Regions from separate parts of the Homo sapiens genome. Here region 1 is linked to region 2. Evidence: chromatin contacts called from ENCODE Hi-C or POLR2A ChIA-PET data. All regions are on one chromosome and are shown on one strand. The core of a region is the stretch at or near the end of the contact, and the rest is flanking DNA. Distances in the headings are between cores, read along the strand shown. Region 1 has its middle 16 kb from the start of ZNF131. Region 2 has its middle 48 kb from the start of FLJ32255.

Region 1 (4,609 bases), core at 1,966-4,465, 160 kb after region 2:
TTTTTCTAATTGAAAAATCTTTAAGTCATTCAGAAGAATAAAACTGAAAATGTTTCCAATAACTGAGCCCTAGAAGCTCTTAGGTCTGAAGGGTTCAGTCCCAGTGAAGTCCACAAGGGCAATATGAGGGCCCTCACTGGGGTGTCTCTGCATGGGGAAGCAGGTAGTACTGTGAGCCAGGAGCAAGTCTGGGGTTCCTTTCCTTTCCTGCTTCCACCATGTATTTAGCCTTTTTTCACAGCTTCAGCGGTGGCCTGTGCTCTCCAAGGCACTCTGGACATGTGTCTGTCCACCTCCCCAAGTGCTGGCTTTTAGCTAATGTAAGCTCCATTGGGATGCAGCATCTGTGTCTTCTTGAAGGAACTGCGGCATCTTGGCAAGTTCAGTCATTGATTCTTAGGCAGGTGGGTCTCAGTGTTTTGGCCTCTCTCAACTCTGGGAATGTCTCCTTGCCCTGTGTATACCAACACAACAGCCAACATGCACGAGAGTTCAAAAAGGGCAGCTGGGGTGATACTTACCTGATTCGGTGTTTTCAAATTTCCGAGTTTCACCCTTAGGGAGCTAGTTTGCAGTTTGGTTCTTTGCAGTTTGGTTCTGAGAGCCATTCCTGAAGTTCAGTTGAAAATCTGCCTTCACCTTTCCATCAAATTTTAAGTTATCTTTAACCCCTAATAAATCTCTATAGGCTTAAACTATTTGAGTGTGCTGTTTCTTTTCCTAAAAACCAGAAAAGGAAATATGAGTGATATCACATTCAATTTTATGTCTACAAACTTATTACATCCTTTTTAAAAATAATGTTCTTAAAGAAATGAATCTAGGCCGGGCACGGTGGCTCATGCCTGTAATCCCAGCACTTTCGGAGGCCGAGGTGGTCGGATCACGAGGTTAGGAGATTGAGACCATCCTGGCTAACACAGTGAAACCCCATCTCTAATAAAAATACAAAAAAACTAGCCGGGCGTGGTGGCAGGTGCCTGTAGTCCCAGCTACTCTGGAGGCTGAGGCAGGAGGATGGTGTGAACCTGGGAGGCAGAGCTTGCAGTGAGCCGAGATCGCGCCACCACACTCCAGCCTGAGCGACAGAGCAAGACTCCGTCTCAGAAAAAAAAAAAAAAAAAGAAAGAAATGAATCTAGATTCCTTAATAAAACATGTAAATATTCAAGATATATTTTGTTTTTAGGATATTTTGAGAATGTTTATTTTTTATCATCACAACTTTTAGACAAGAAAAACACAAAAGAAGAAAAACTCTCAACATTTCATCTTGAAAGTTTATAAATATTTTTTCTTAATACTCTCCCACAAAGAAGTAAAATATTTAAATAGACATTTTGGTCTCTTTTGTACATGTTAATTCCTATCTTTTTTATTATTATTTTTTTCATTTTACTTTGTGTGTGTGTGTTTTGACGGGGGCGGGGGGCGGGGGGCAGTGTCCCCGTGTTACCCAGGCTAGTCTTCAACTCCTGGCCTCAAGCAATCCTCCTACTTCAGCCTCCCAAAGCCCTGGGATGACAGGCATGAGCCACCACGCCCTGCCAAATTCCATTAACACAGTGTTCAGAACAGGAGCAAGGAGCTCCTCCAATCCCTGCTGAGTACCGAACTAGTCCAGAAATGGGGGCATCAGGAGTGTGATGTGCTTAGGAAATGGGAGTGCTTGTGGTTGGGTGGGGTGTGGGAGAGAACCATGAAACTGAAAGTGAAACATGAAGATGAAAGTGCCGCTTCTTAGATGAAAATTGTCCAAGGAAAGTTTTCCCACGTAACCAGATTCCAGACCTACCCCAATCCCAAGTCCCAGATGTACCTAGATTGTATGATTGAATTTGAGACCCATAATTACAGCTCCATTGTCACTGACCATGCTGGAGCCTCCCACACACAATCCCTAGTCTACAGGCCTACCCTGCTTGCAAACAGAAAAATGTCATTCTCTAAACCCATGCTAGGATGACTGCAGAATAGGCCAGAATCAGACGTCTGTCCCCTACCACTTGCTCTTCTCCAGCCCAATTATTTGATCCAAAGCACTAAGAAGCAGGAGAATGGTAGAGATGGCAGGGAGAGCAACAGGAAGGCGTCAGAAAGGCACCCTGGCACACTCGGACTAAATGTTAGGAGGACTCAGTAGAGGCATTTCAGGGCTAAGCACAGTTGCCGGGGCTGTTGTCTGTCTGCTGAATCTTTCGGCAGCCCAACCCATGTCCGCGATTTTGACTTCTGGCAGCTCTCTACCCTTGGCCGGCTTCCCCCTCCCAGAAGCCCTCAAATCCTGACCACAGACAACCCCACCACACACCCCTTGGCCAACAAAGCCAAGATACCCAGGACCAAGGGCCAGTTCCCCCAATGAGCCTTCCCACCACCACCCACCCCGCCAATCTCCTCTTTCCTCAACGACCAACCAGGAACACAAATGTAATCCTAGCACTTTGGGAGGCAGAGGCGGGTGGATCACGAGGTCAGGAGCTCGAGACCAGCCTGACCAACATGGTGAAACCCCGTCTCTAGTAAAAATACAAAAATTAGCCAGGTGTGGTGGCATGTGCCTGTAATCCCAGCTACTCAGGAGGCTGAGGCAGGAGAATCGCTTGAATCCGGGAGGTGAAGGTTGCACTGAGCCGAGATCGAGCCACTGCACTCCAGCCTGGACGACAGAGCAAGACTCCGTCCCCCCCAAAAAAAAGCCTGCATGAGTCCTGATGATGGCCTTGGAAAAGATGATGAGGGCACAGGATCTAGGAGCTATCCGAGCAAGTGAATCTAGGGAGAAAAATAATGTGAAAGAAAGAAAACTGAGAGGACAGGAAGCCTTGGTTGGGAAATATAAACAACAACAAACCAGGAGAATTGAAGAGTGAATCAAACTACAATGGACATATCACCTTTTGTCCACTAGAGACACTACTGCCACATGCCCTCCCTCCCGACGGTAACCTTCATTTTCGGGGGGGCGGAAGAGTGGGGAGAAAGACAGTTTGGCTTCGGGTTCCTGCTGGCAGATCCATTCTGTCCTCGGTCCTCGTCCCCTTGGTTTTGTATCCTTGAAAGCAGGGAATGACACTGAAGAGGACTAGCGGTGCGATCCTGCATTTTAGTTGAAGGACCAAATCTCATCTCTCCCAGTGTTGGGACTGATGACTCCTGCACTACTTGATGATCTCCGGTGCCTTGAGGGGAGGACCATGGACTTGGCTGGTTTCAGCAGCCCAGCGGATTTCAGCGTTTGACAACCTGGAAGTTCTGCTGCCCCCTCACGGTGGGAGAAAAGCGGTGGGTCCTGCACAGGCCGAAGAACCACTAGAGGGCAGCAGCACACGGGCTCCATAAGACTTGCTGCGTGTCGACCCTGGCTCATACAGTGCTAAGAGAATTGATCAATGCTGTCGTTCTAAATTCAGCTATGATGAGGTGGTGCTGCTTTCCACAGACTGGGATGTTTCTAGAACTTTCTAGGACTTTCATGTCTAGCATACACCTGAGATGACTGTAGAAAGTCCCTCAATGAGTCAACCGTTGGTTTTATCCCTAATAAAATGGGTTCATGGGGTCAGGAGTTGAGGTATTTACTGCCTTCCCTCCCCCTCCACACACACATCCTTTATGCTTAGATTTTTCCATACCAGAAATTTGAATCATGTGGGGAAAGCATCCACTGTAAGTTTAGTAACAGTTTGGCAAAGCCTGAAAATTATGTGTAAAATAGTGCTTTAGGAGTTCTAGAAACTGAATAACAGACTCATTTTCTGGTATCTTGACTTTCAGAAGGCAAATGAATCATTCTTAAAACAGTTTAGTTTAAAAACAAATGTCAACAAGCATTTGTTGAGTGTCCGCCATGAAGCAACCACTGTACTAGGCTCGTGGTACAAAGATGACAAGACCAGGGCCAAGACAAGAATTTGGGCTGAGGGAGACAGCAGGCACATTTGACGTGACACTTCTTATATGTGGAAGGCCTCACAGACAGAGCTACAGTGACAGGACTGAAAGATGCTAATTCTTCAACTTTAAATTTTTGTCCCCCTAGGGCACGATGAATTATTAACAATATGTTATTTCTTAGAATTCCGAAAATTAGCTTTTGAAAAGCTGGATTATATTGTATTATATTCTGATTTGTGAAAAAGTAGAAATTTGTTAAATGTAAATATTTAAAATAGGCTACAATTTTTGGAAACTTGGGATTTCTTGATTTTTTTTTCTTTTTGAAATGGAGTCTTGCTCTGTCCCCCAGGCCGGAGTGCAGCGGTGCGATCTCGGCTCACTGCAAGCTCTGCCTCCCGGGTTCACGCGATTCTCCTGCCTCAGCCTCCATAGTAGCTGGGACTACAGGCACCCGCTACCACGCCCGGCTAATTTTTTTGTATTTTTAGTAGAGACAGGGTTTCACTGTGTCAGCCAGGATGGTCTCAATCTTCTTACCTCGTGATCCGACCGCCTCGGCCTCCGAAAGTGCTGGGATTATAGGCCTGAGCCACTGCGCCTGGCCGATTTCTTGATTTTTTAATATACCAGGAACCTCTAAAATGAAAGTGGCCCTGATGACCTCTAGGAGACCACAGAGAAGATATAGTCTCAGTTTCCTCAAAAAAATT
Region 2 (3,984 bases), core at 981-3,480:
CCCCATCTTTAGAAAAACTACAAACAGAAATTAGCCAGGCATGGGGGCACACGCTCGTTTTCCCAGCTACTTTGGAGCTACTCTGGAGGCTGAGAGGGGAGCCTGCAGCTCGAGGCTGTCAAGAGCATGCCACTGCATTCCCACCTGATCTACAGAGAAAAACCCGGTTAAAAAAAAAAAAAAGCCGAGGCATCACATTACCTAACTTCAACTTCAAACTATTCTGTAAGGATACAATTATCCTAAGCAAATTAATGCAGAAACAAATATTGCATGTTCGTCTCACTTATAAGTGGGAGCTAAACCTGGTGTACGGGGACATAAAGATGAGAATAGACAACTGGGGACTCCAAAAGGAGGGAAGGAGGGACATAGGGAGGTAAAGACTGAAAAACTTCGCACTGGGGACTATGTTCACTCTCTAGGTGATGGGGTCAATAGAAGCCTCAGCATCACGCAATACATTTTTGTTACAAACCTACACATGTCCCTCTGAATCTAAAATTAAAATGTAAAAAGGTCAACATATCACAGAATAATAATATAATGAAACACCACAAAAATGATCTTTTGATTTAAAAAATGGGCAACTACTCTGGCCTCCTCCTTAGTAACATCCCCATCTTTAGGCATCTGACAAGCATTGCTCTGGGGCAGAAACGAATCCAGTCTGCTCCAGTACTAGCAATGCATTTGGAGGCAATAATGAACGTTCTAACCAGGGTCCCCCAAAACAGCTTTCCTTGCACAAGAAGTCAGTACTTTTTCTTTTCAATTTCTAAAGCAAAGTGTTTAACTAGATAACTTCATCCCAGATGATAGGACTTTACGTGAATCTCATTAATTCCATGTCTTGATGTAATTTGCTCCTAAGATTAAGGTTCCCACCCACCTCCCTGTAATCTAATTTGGACCGCTCATGAGACCAGAAGAGTATAAAAACGCAAAAGATGTTGATTTCTGAATCCCAGATACCCGGTGTCAGCTGGTGAAAGAAGGACGCGATGAAGTTGCTGTCTCCCCTCGGAGTTTGGCAGGCCCGGGATTCCACAAAGGAGTAGGCGCGGCCAGCCGCCTCCAGCCCTGAGCTCAGTAAATTCGGTGTCCTGAATGCTCCCTTCCTGTCCTTACCACTGCGAGCTCTCTTGGGACAGCTTTCTAGGTTCCACTGCGACCTACTTTCCGCTCCCTGAGTGCTTCTTTGCTGAAACTGCAGGCGAAAAGATCTCTTTCCCAGACCGCAGCGCACTTTGAGAAGGGGCTCAAAGTCGCCCGCTCTGAATCCGGCACCGGCAAATAGGAGTAGCCGCAGGCGCCCTCTGGAGAGCTGGAGACTGCAGAGGGTCCCAACGGACGCCTGCCCCCGCAGCATCCCTCTCAACTCGCCCCTTGCTTCGTGGACAGACGACTGGGGCCGGAGACGTCCGTCCGAGGAGACCTTTCAGAGTGTCAGCCTACTACTGTCCCGCCGAAGCCACCAACCGAAGTTCCAAGACTGCTGGCTGCAGATTGCATGCGCTTGAGGGCAGACGCCCTAAGAAGGTGTCCACCGCCGCCTTTGATGTCCTGAGCCCTGAGATTTTCTCTGAGATCCTTCCATTGACGATCGTCTTGTAACAGATGATGTTACAGTAACACCTGAGTTCTCTCAAACGCGATGGAAGAAGTTTTGCCTTCAAATCAGTTTGTGCCATTTTCTTTCCCCTTCTCAATAAAATTGTACACAAATGTGGCCGGGCGCGGTGGCTTACGCCGGTAATCCCAGCAATTTGGGAGGCCCAGTCGGGTGGATCACTTGAGGTCAGAAGTTCGAGAACAGCCTGACCAACATGGTGAAACCCCGTCGCTACTAAAAATACAAAATAAGCCAGGCATGGTGACGCATGCCTGTAATCCCAACTACTCGGGAGGCTGAGGCAGGAGAATCGCTTGAACCCTGAGGCAGAGGTTGCAGTGAGCCGAGATGGTGTCATTGCACTCCAGCCTGGGCAACAAGAGCAAAACTCTGTCTCAAAAATATAAAATAAAATAAAATAGGACACAAATGTTAAATTTCTGTTACCTGGGTTCCTGCTGATGAAGGTAAGGACGGGGCATAGGAGCGGGGCGGCTGGTTGCTGGTGCCAGGACTGGCACGGGACTCTGGGTCGCCTAGGTTTGCTGATTGCAGGGCAGAAGTAGTGTGTCTTATCCAGAGACTGGAGGGAAGGATCAGCCAGGAGTTGTGCATGGCAGGTGACTCACAGGCTGGGCCTACAGGAAATGTGGTTAACAGGCAGCAGGCCTGAGAACTTAGTGCAGGAAATTCTCTTGTTCCAAGTCCCTGGAACTTTTCCCTCTGAGGGTTTGCACTGTTATATCTTGAGAGCTTGCTAAACTCACTCATGAGTGCTGGAACTTTTCTTTTAGACTCCTTAAGATTTTCTACATAGACTCATATTCTGCAGGTATGGATATTTTCATTGTTTCGCTTCCAATTTTTATGATTTTTAACACATTTTCTCACCTTATTGCACTGGCAAACAATTCCAGTACATTGTTGAATAGAAATGGTGAGAGTGGATATTTGTGCCTTGTTCCTGATTCCATGGGAAAAACGTTGAGTCTGTCATTATTACATACCACGTTTGCTATAGGTTTTTGTAGATTTTTTTTGGTTGAGGAAATTCCCTCTGTTCCCATGATGCTGAGAGTTGGTTTTTAAATTTTAAATCATAAATGGTATAGATTTTAAGTGCTTTTTGTGCATCATTTGATAGGATTATACGGTGTTTCTCATCTAGGCTATCAATAAGGCAAATTATATTATTTGACTTTCGAGCATTAAACTAGCCCTCCATCTGGAATAATCTTACTTGGGCGTGGTATTGTTCTTTATTTTTTTTGAGACGGAGTCTCGCTCTGTCGCCCAGGCTGGAGTGCAGTGGTGCGGTCTCGGCTCACTGCAAGCTCCGCCTTCCGGGTTGACGCCATTCTCCTGCCTCAGCCTCCCAAGTAGCTGGGACTACAGGCACCCACTACCACCCCCGGCTAATTTTTTGTATTTTTTTTTTTTAGTAGAGACAGGGTATCACTGTGTTAGCCAAAATGGTCTCGATCTCCTAACCTCGTGATCCGCCGGCCTCGGCCTCCCAAAGTGCTGGGATTACAGGCGTGAACCACTGCGCCTGGCCCAAGGCATGGTATTGTTCTTTAACATATATTTCTGACTGCCATTTGTTAGTATTTTGGTGAGGATTTCTGCATCTATGCTTAGGTGCAATATTGGTCAGTAGCTTTCTCTTAGCGTACTGTGTGTGCCAGGAAAGTGCTGATCTCATAAAATAAATTGGGAAGTATTCCATATTCTTTTATTTACTAGAATAAGTCATGTAGAATTCATCTTATTTATTCTTTAAATATTTGGTAAAAAATAGTCAATGAAATTGTAAGAAACTCTAGGTTTGTTTTTTGGAAGATTTTTTGACCATGAATTCAATATCATTAACGATGACTGTGGATCTTGCAGGGTTGATCCATTCTATCTAACTTGTTGAATTTATGAGTATAGAGTTGGTTTTAGATCATTTAAAAAAGTTACCATTGTGGGCCAGGTGGGGTGGCTCACTCCTGTAATCCCAGCACTTTGGGTGGCCAAGGTGAGTGAATCACTTGAGGCCCGGAGTTCAAGACCAGCCTGGCCAACATAGCAAAACCCCATCTCTACTAAAAATACAAAAAATTAGCCAGGCGTGGTGGTGCACGCCTGTAATCCCAGCTACACAGGAGGCTGAATCACAAGAATCACTTGAACCCAGGAGGTGGAGGTTGCAGTGAGCCAAGATCAGGCCACTGCATGCCAACCTGGGCGACAGAGCAAGAATTTTTTCAAAAAAAAAAAAAAAAAGTTATCATCGTGAATACATTGATCAATATAAAGACACTGCTAGCTAACATCAGTTTGCCTCACTAGATCTGTTTACCAGTCTTCAGCCAGCTCTATCT

Evidence for each region. A loop is a pair of places that touch in the nucleus more often than their neighbours do. ChIA-PET counts read pairs that join two places held with the same protein, here RNA polymerase II (POLR2A). Pooled maps may share reads with other maps.
Region 1: a pooled map shows a loop between it and region 2 (2.2-fold over the local background). The contact joins two enhancer-like sites. A Hi-C loop is called at or near these places in 7 of 168 maps with a recorded cell type or tissue (B cell, MCF 10A, PC-9 and 3 more), 12 of 37 single-sample maps with no recorded cell type and 17 of 50 pooled maps. POLR2A ChIA-PET finds 5 or more read pairs at or near these places in 6 of 52 experiments (A673, AG04450, CD4-positive, alpha-beta memory T cell and 3 more).

What each region holds. Positions count from the first base shown.
Region 1 is chr5:43,102,581-43,107,189 of GRCh38, forward strand. No RefSeq gene overlaps it. Among named protein-coding and RNA genes, the nearest start is that of ZNF131, 16 kb to the right of the region's middle. RefSeq lists an enhancer at 3,027-3,136. Within about 2 kb of position 3,216, at least 27 of the 41 ENCODE cell types and tissues checked have a DNase peak (open chromatin) inside an H3K27ac peak, as active enhancers do.
Region 2 is chr5:42,942,926-42,946,909 of GRCh38, forward strand. No RefSeq gene overlaps it. Among named protein-coding and RNA genes, the nearest start is that of FLJ32255, 48 kb to the right of the region's middle. Within about 2 kb of position 2,231, at least 4 of the 41 ENCODE cell types and tissues checked have a DNase peak (open chromatin) inside an H3K27ac peak, as active enhancers do.